Regions from separate parts of the Homo sapiens genome. Here region 1 is linked to region 2. A link is a loop called in an ENCODE intact Hi-C map of the cell type or tissue named here. Cell type or tissue: CD4-positive, alpha-beta T cell. All regions are shown on one strand. Links, peaks and the distances in the headings refer to the core of each region. The heading gives the core; the rest is flanking DNA. Region 1 holds the start of SV2C (synaptic vesicle glycoprotein 2C). Region 2 overlaps SV2C (synaptic vesicle glycoprotein 2C).

What was found. A loop is a pair of places that touch in the nucleus more often than their neighbours do. Peaks named below come from ENCODE experiments on the same cell type or tissue, not always from the same donor. Only the 100,000 strongest peaks of a DNase experiment are listed, where the experiment ranks them.
Region 1: it touches region 2 in a loop (9-fold over the local background); 1 of 110 quality-filtered maps calls a loop at or near these places.

What each region holds. Positions count from the first base shown.
Region 1 is chr5:76,082,341-76,086,728 of GRCh38, reverse strand. SV2C (synaptic vesicle glycoprotein 2C) reads right to left here and starts at 3,346. Exons shown (of 13, transcript NM_014979.4): 1 at 3,217-3,346. It overlaps SV2C-AS1 (SV2C antisense RNA 1), which reads left to right and starts at 3,312. Exons shown (of 2, transcript NR_183290.1): 1 at 3,312-3,810; 2 at 4,333-4,388. RefSeq lists an enhancer at 3,982-4,388. In CD4-positive, alpha-beta T cell, for the core only: no CTCF peak of the experiment used is centred there; DNase peaks (open chromatin) are centred at 2,018 and 3,418; H3K4me3 peaks cover 505 bases; H3K27me3 peaks cover 2,316 bases.
Region 2 is chr5:76,141,032-76,145,419 of GRCh38, reverse strand. All of the region lies in intron 2 of SV2C (synaptic vesicle glycoprotein 2C), which reads right to left. Among named protein-coding and RNA genes, the nearest start is that of SV2C-AS1, 60 kb to the right of the region's middle. In CD4-positive, alpha-beta T cell, for the core only: no CTCF peak of the experiment used is centred there; no DNase peak of the experiment used is centred there.

The DNA of each region.
Region 1 (4,388 bases), core at 261-4,260, 59 kb after region 2:
TTTTACACTGGTTGCTCAACTGTGCAGAGATTGAAAAAGCAAAGCAGAGATTGAAAACAATGTGGCAATGTTGCATCAAAACTATATATGCCAGGGGCTGCCTTTCCTGGGTTTACAAACAGACTTCATTGAAATGATGAGTTTGTGTTTAAATGGAGAATACTATGTATGCTGTGAACCACAGTCAAACAGGAACCTCACCAACATGGAACCAAGAAATACGCTGGTGTATTGAAGGTTTTCCCTTGATATAGCTGCACAGAAAAAGAGGCATTTTGCTTTCACTACTCACAGAAATCTACCGTCATCTGGAGTAATATGAATAACAACAGTGGGCTGGTTAAGGAGCCATTTTGACAAATCACATGCTTTTATTCATACAATATGTCATCAAGTTTGCTTAAGAATAAGAGATAACACTCCTAATTATAGGAAATGGGTTTTCTGGTACTTGTCGTCACGTGATATATTGCACATTATGATGCCTTTGCCGTAATCTCCTGGAGACTGGGAACTGGATCCTATTATTTGAAGCATTTCCACACTTAAGGAATATGATAGGGTTAATAATGAATAGGAGTTTTACTACAAGCTGTTAGGCCAGTCTGCTGCTCAGATCAGAGAAGCTACTTTCACTGTCATTGGGTCATGAAAAATAAAGCTGATTTCTCCACTACATGAACAAAACACTCAGATGTGATCCAGAGCTTCTTTTTTTCCTTCTCCAGACAGTCAGTAGCTAATGGCATTGGATTACATATTAGACTGTTAGGAAAAGTCTGCTGTCTGCATTTGCTCACATTGAGGGCCAAATTTCATTAAAAAAACAATGCTGGGAAAAGTCTCTAGAATTTTTTAAAAGAAAATTCTGTGTGTGTGTGTGTGTGTGTGTGTGTGTGTGTAGGGGCTTTGTTTGCTAATATTTTCCATTCATGGAAAATTTGTATTTCCAAAGCCAAAGCTCTCTGAGATTATCTCTTTTGTCTTCAAAACAACCCTGTAAGGTACATAAGAGCTAGTATAAGCTATTTTTCACAATTCTCAGAGGTGGAAGATGAACCCAAGAGGGTGAGTAACCTGCCCAAGGTGACATAACACAATATTTGGGGAAATGGTGACTAGCATCTGTGTCTCTGGGTTCCTTGATAATTGCTTTTCTTCCTCCCTCCCTTCCTTTCTTTCTTTTTTCCCAACCCCGTCCCCTTTCATTCATTTTGCCTACATACTGCAGATTTGGGCTCCTTCAGTAAAGCCAGTAGAAAAACTTTGTCACTGGGTTTCCAGAAAGTGGTCTTTAAAAAAAAGAATAAAATGGATCGTGGATTTGATTTATTATTTTCCACCAGAGAATGCGTTATCAGTAGTGTTTTTTAACGCGTATTTTTATGCCATGAAAGAGGAATGCGGCATATTGTTTTGTAAGACATTCTTAAACCTCACTTAGAGGCCAGGCCTCCTGCCAAAAATCCTGCAGAATGGTGGCGCAACGGGTTGGCACTACAGAACCTCACGAACCTCAACACCTAGGCGTTCACATGAAAACTTCCCACGAGCACGAGGCCTTTCGGAACTTGCCATGGAAAATGAGTGAACGCCTGAGAGATTAATGCCACATTCTTCAGAATTAAGGATAAGAATTAAACGGAAGCTACCGCGCTAGCAGTCAGCTAAGTATGAAGGGATTAGGTTCAGCGGGAGAGGAGACCATCACGGCATCCCGGTCTCATCTCCTTAAGGCTCTCATGAGCCTTAAAAGACGCCTCATCTCCTCGGTCCCCCGGGGAGCGCCCGGTAGCTGCGGCTCCTTCCCGGCACTGCGGCGCACTGCGGAGCCGCCTGCCCGCCAGCCCAGGCCGTGCGGGGCTTTCCTCGCCGCCCCGCGCCGCCGCAGTCCTCCCGCCCCCCTCTGCCCCGCCGGGTCGCCGCTCTCCGCGCCAGGCGCGCCGCGGGGCATCCATCAACCCAGAGCTTTTGACGCACACACGCGCGCTCCCAGACGGAGACTCCGTCGCCTGCCCCCGCCCGCCACCCCCGCCCGCCCCTCGCGGGTCTGCATTTGCATCACTCGCACACGTAGAAGGTGACGCGAGCGCCCCCAGCTCAGGCCGTCCAGGCGGCACCTCTAGCCCCCGTGGCTCAGCCCCTCCCCCCGCCCCCGCGCGCCGCCTAAGGTCCCCGCACGCCCACAGATCTGCTCCCGATTGTTCATCTGCCGTGGGGTGCTGGCTGCCCCAAGCCAAGTTCATCCCCGTATTCCGCAGTCCCCGTGGGCCCAGCCCGGGGCGCTCCCCGCGACGCTCTGGAGAAAAGTCTTCCCAGTTCTAGAACCCAGGCGGAAGGGGAAAAGCCCACTAAGAGAAAGGGTCAGAGGGTCGGCTGATGGCTTTTGCTGCCCTCATCGCCATCTAAGATTACCTCGGTAGCTTATTTACTGCGATTGGTCCCTCTCCCCTCTGAGCTTCACAGCCTCGGGTCTGCTTCGCCTGGCCTGGCGCACAGCAGGCGCCCAAAAGGTTTTTGCTGAATGAAGGCGTTGTAACGTAGGAAGTGCAGGCGCTGACAAAGAGCCTCAGCCCCGCGGGCTCCCCTGCTCTCCAGCCCTCTCTTGCTCTCTCTTAGACGCCAGACAGGCGCTTCGGGAATGTATGTGGGAGAGTTTGAAAATTCATGGTGTTTCTTTCAGGCTCTCTCAGCACTTACTGCGGCTACCTCTGCTCTCCCGCCACCTGCACGTCTGCAGAGGGATCCCCGCCGAAAAGTTGAGCCTAAGGCAGCTATGAAGGTATAGGTCCAGGTACCCAGCCCGGGGCTCTAGGCTGCTAGATTTGAATCTGCCTATCCCTGCCGGTCAAACCACACAAGCAAAAAAGAGCGTGGCGGTCGCTGCAGATGCGGCCCCTGCATCCCCGCTGCTGCCCACCCACCTCCTCTGGGAATCCCAGATAAAGTGCGACCCAGTCCCCAGACCTACCCTAGCGAACCCTGGGGTCACTGCATCTATTTTACCCCTACTTTCCTGGTCCCTCTCCAACAAAGGCGCCTACAAAGCAGCGGGCACCTGCAGCCGCTTCCCCGGGGGCAGGCGGGGCAAAGTTGCGCTTCCGAAAGGCTGCAAAAACTTCCCCAGGCTGCAGCGCCCGGCCACCAGTCGGGAAGAGAAATCCAGCAGCGGGGGAAAGTCTCCCCGCGGATGCCCGCTTCACCTCCCCCACTCACCGCTCCAGCCGTCGGACACCCTTGCCCTGAGTGGTGTCAGCACTGCAGCCGCCTCAGTGCGGGCGCCGCTCCGGCTCGCTTCCCCGGGCTGCCTCCGTCTGCCACTCTCGCCTGCAGCGCGCGGAGTGGTGACTCCTCTGAGCGTGTCAGCGGCGAGAGGAGGGGCGGGAAAGTGGCTCCCGGCTTGCACGCTGCGGTCCTCCTCCTCTCCTCCGCCTGCCTCCTCCCCCTGGTGCTGCAGTGCCGGGCGGCGGCGTGGCGAGAGTACCAGCGGTGCGCAGGGAGTCACGGCGCGCGGGGGAGGCGGGACCCGCGCGCCACTCGCGGTGCTCCGGCAAGTCGCGGTGCTGAGGCGCTGCTGCGGTGTGGGACTGGGGCAGGGGGCGGGGAAGGAGAGCCACCTCCAAGTGGTAGGTACTTCTGGAGAAGTCAGGGCTCTGAGTTTGTAGCAGGTGAAGGAGAGGGGCGGCAGTCCTTAATTAGTCACCAACTGTGACTGTGCGTTGCGCACTTGGCGGCGCCCCGGGTCAGGTCCAGCGTGAGACGCGAGGGAGTTCTGACTGCTGGACTCTGTTAGCACCGGACAAAAAGAGGGTTTGTATTCTATTTCCGGGCCTGGGACTGACTTGTTCACTTCGACTTGGCTTCCAGGGAGCAACCAGGCAGAGCTAGGTTGCCTACTTCCCCCAGCCCCCACCCCGACGCTGGAAGACAAGTCCAGAGGAAACTTGGGCACAGCAAGAGCAAACAGAAGAAAACTTCGCTGGGTTAAGTCTACTGTCTCCCCAATGCTACATAGGGCCAGACAGCTGGGCTCACAGGCAGATATTGAAAGTGGCCCCTTAGAGGGGAAACAACCAAATATGAGGGGGGGGGGGTGGAGAGAGAGATAGAGAGAGAGAGAGGAGGAGGAGGAAGAAAGAAAGAAAGAAAGAAAAAGAGAAAGAAAGAAAGGAGGAGGAGGGAGAAAGAGAGAGGAGAGAAGAGAGAGAGAGAGGGAGAGAGAGAGAGAATTTTGCTTGTGTTGTTAGAAACAAACATTTCTCCCCTTGGCGTGCAGGAGAGAGAATTTTGCTTGTGTTGTCAGAAACAAACATTTCTCCCCTTGGCGTGCAGGAGACCCCAACTCGAGCTTCACTGTTCCAAAGCGGTGGGCCAGGCGGCTGGAGAGA
Region 2 (4,388 bases), core at 92-4,091:
ACTGTAATTTATTTTGTTTATTGATCTTTGGCCATTCAAGCACTACAGAAATATTCCACAAATGCTTCTCTGAAGAACAACAACAAAATCTTAGTCTCTTAGAAGAAAGGTATGTTCCAGTACCTACTTTGAAGTAAGTACCTTATTGACATCCCATACTAAGTAGAGCAGCATCTGACTTTAACATCTTACCTCCCTAACCTCACAAAGTACACACCAAACATTAAGCAGCCCCTTTAACTTCCACTCTAGGAGCTTGCTCTTCTGCTATGTACCTAAACAGAATTGCTCTCCCAAGAACTCCTGGAGAGGGCAGCTATGGTGATGCAAATTGCATGGGCCCCTCCCAGTATGGAGGTAATCTTCCCCACAAAATCCCTGGTGGCTGTAGCTTAGTTCTGCTCTGTGTGAGCTCTTCTCTTGGGCCTGGGCCTCAGCTAGAGAAGATGGTCCATTCTCTCCAATTCTATTATTCTGGGTCATTAACATGCAGTGTACTTATAAACTCAAAATTCCCTCATTTCTCAGAATTTCCCAAATATTTTAAGTTAATTAGACACATGATTTGCTAAAAAAACAAAAAACAAAAAAAAACCTCCTATCAATCTGACTGTACTTAAAATCCAGAACTGTAACTGCTTACATGAATATTTACTGAATTATATTTGCACTTTAGTTACATTTTCCCTTTAAAAGGTTCTCATCTTCTGAATATTCTGCATCTGCCCTCAGTTCTTGGAAGGGTAAGGTCATGGTTTCTTATATCCCTTCTCCTTTTGTATCTCCTCAGGTTCCCCACTGTCTAAAGTTGATCATCAAGTAACAGAGCCTCCTGGCACAGAAGACACTTCTACATGAATTGGGAAAAGGCAGATTCATCTGGGTGGATTAATTACGTAAAGGAGCTCCTTCAAGGAAGAGGAATTAGCAAAGATCATCCTTTCCTCCAGATAAATAAAAGCAGCCCTAAACCAAGATGAATGGTGAGTGAAAGGGCTGGATTCCAACCCCACCCCTTCCACAAACCCAGGTCCTTTTGTGCAGGTCACAACCTGCACAATTTTACATGGCAGCCCCACAAGGTAAGTTGGATCTGGAAAGTGCTTTCGTTAGGGTTTTCAGCAGTTTCTCAGCTGTCAGCTTCACTGTTTCCAGGCTCGGTCTTTACAGTGAAAAAATAAATTTTATTGCAGAAATAAGCAATATTCCAATATTGATAAATAGCTCTTCATTCCTAAATGCATAGGAACACTGCATTTTTTTAATTGTATCAAACACACAGAACATAAAATTTATCATCTTACTATGATGTGATGTTGAGTACATTCACATTGTTGCGTAACCACCACGACCAACTGAGATTGTGCACTTTTTGGATGAAGAAAATCCCAGTCTGAAAATTAGGCCATCAAGTTTTTATTCCTACCTCACTGGTAATGGCATGTGCCTCTATGTGAATCATTTCCTCTTTATTTGACTTCAGTTTTTCTCTTCTTCAAATTTAGGGTTTTTGATTCTGTGAGCACTAAATCACCTTTCCTCTCTAAGCTCTACAACTCCAAGAACGGCTCAGTTGATGACCAGCTTGATTTTCTAATACATATTCGTTAGTTTGAAAAAATTCAAGACCATTGTCAAGATCAGTAGAAGATCCTCGATGTTAAAACCACAATCCTAGAAGATGTAGAACCACTACTAGGAAGGCAGAAAGCCAGCACAAGAGACAACTCTTCTGTTTCCCCCACACTGAACTCCAGTCTCCACTGCTGTTGTGGTAATACCACTACCAGAGCCTGAGTCCTGGATCCTATTGCTTCCTGGGGGTCAGGTAGAAATATGTATTTGAGAGGCCTTGTCTGGAGTGTGGTAAGGCACATGTTTTAAGGAATGCCTGGGAAGCACTGCTCACATTTTGTGGACAGAGGCCACAGCTAGTAAACATCCTGCAATGTGTGAGACAGTGTCACACAGCACAGACCTGTCCCTGTTACTAGGGCTCCGGTTGAGAAATGCTAACATAGAGTTGGACGTGGGAGAATGAACTTGTTTCTGGGGTAAGGGATTAGGGGCTACTTCAGTGTTTGGAGGGTAAGTACCTAAGATGGGACACCTTTATCGTCTCTCTGTGTCTCATCATCTGACCACTAATGTTTTCCCCTGGGCACACTAATGCCTTTTCATCATCATCATTGCAACCAATTTCCTTAAGAAAAAATTGAAGAGGCCAGCCAGGCGTGGTGGCTCACACCTGTAATCCCAGCACTTTGGGAGGCCAAGGCAGGTGGATCATGAGGTCAGGATATCGAGACCATCCTGGCCAACATGGTGAAACCCCATTCTACTAAAAATACAAAAATTAGCCGGGTGTGGTGGCAGGTGCCTGTAACCCCAGCTACTTGGGAGGCTGAGGCAGGAGAATTGCTTGAACCAGGGAGTCAGAGGTTGCAGTAGTGAGCCGAGATTGCACCACTGCACTCTAGCCTGGCAACAGAGCAAGACTCCGTCTCAAAAAAAAAGGAAAAGAAAAAGTTGAAGAGATACCATATTTGGAGAATATGCAAAGGACTTCCTAGTCAGCCTTGACTGTTCCCTGGGCCTGTGTTGTCTGGCATTTCCAAAATTATTGAATATTTGCCATATTATTTTCTTCTTTCAGTATTACTTATGTTAATGTTTTTAAAAAAGAAATTAAAATATCATATACTCTTTAGTAACTTTCACTCCTGCTTTGGGGAAAACATGCCAACTAAATGTCCCAAACAAAAGAGTAATTTTAATAATGACATTAATTGGAGCATTATTTTCATATAATAAGCAAAGGACTGGATACATTCAAATGCTCAGTAACAGATGGCTAAGCAAGGGACTGGAACAGTGAATTATGAATGACCATATACTCACTGATGCCCACAACACACTGTATTGATTCTCCAAAATCTTTATGTGAAATAATGTGAAGTTAGCAAAGATGAACTAATCTGTATTTACATAATTGCAGTTATGACTATAAGCACATTAAACAGAATCAAGACAGAGAGATGTGAAAATAATTTAAAGATCATTAAATTCTATTTTTAAGCAAATTCCTTACAGTAAAAAAATTTTTAATTGGAAAAACTCATTGTTTCCTCATCATTTTCAATTTGATTAGAGACCTCAATTTTGAAATTAAAGGTAAGAACTACACTCATTTACTTCTTTTACTTTTTCTCTCACAATCTTACAGGCCAAAAAGAAATTTCTAAATTTAGGGTAAAAATGTTGGTTTGCAAATATGTGTGTTAGAAATACTTAATCAGTAATTTATCAGACTAATTCGTTAAGATGAATCTGATGAACAGTTTCTTACACTGAAGTGTTCAGCAGTAATCTCAGGCCATTTAAAGGCCCTTGCTCTTGTTTATGTGAGAATACTTGGATGTTAGATTTCACATGAAAGGGTGCAACTGCATACTGATAATCTGAAATCAAACCTATGAGTCTGTATTATTATATTTGGCTTGATCCAATTGTTAGATAATTAACAATTCAACTGCCTTATTTATTTTTAATTTTTTAATATTTTAAATTTTACTTTTTTTTTTTTTTTTTTTTTTGAGATGGACTTTTGCTCTGTCACCCAGGCTGGAGTGCAGTGGCGTGATCTTGGCTCACTGCAGCCTCCACCTCCCAGGTTCAAGCCATTCTCCTGCCTCAGCCTCCTGAGTAGCTGGGACTACAGGCACATACCACCACGCCTGGCTAATTTTTGTATTTTTAGTAGAGATGGGGTTTCACCATGTTGGCCAGGCTGGTCTTGAGCTCCTGACCTCAAGTGATCCACCTGCCTTGGCCTCCCAAAGGGCTGGGATTACAGGTGTGAGCCACCGCGCCTGGCTTCAATTGCCTTATTTAAAGTGAAGTCCACATGAACAAATTCTCCAACCTGAAATACATCGGCAAGTTCTCCAGTGACTTTAGGTAGAGTCTCAGACTGGATCAATGTATGTAAGGCCAGTGCTCTCAGCGTTAGTGAGGATTCCTATCAGAATCCTCATCCTAGAGTGTTCTAGGATATAGGGATACAATGATTCAGAGTGTAGAAATAGAGAAATCTGCCTTCAGGTTCAGAGCTGTATTATGGAAAACCCTCAGTGACCTTCAGGGTGGCAGAAGGATATTTTCCTATCAAATTCTCACCGTCTTAGAATGCTACTTATTGGCAAGTTTCAGGAATGAGGCAGAGAGTTTCTGTTCATTTCCTGTCCTGTGAAAGTGAACCCGACTCTTTGGATGGAAGAGTCTTTTCAGGCTGCTCAGTCCACCTCCACTCGGATGTCAGAAGCCTCTCTCCTCCCAGGAGAATTTGAAAGGCAAGAGGAAATAAGATCCAGGACCATAATGGCGAT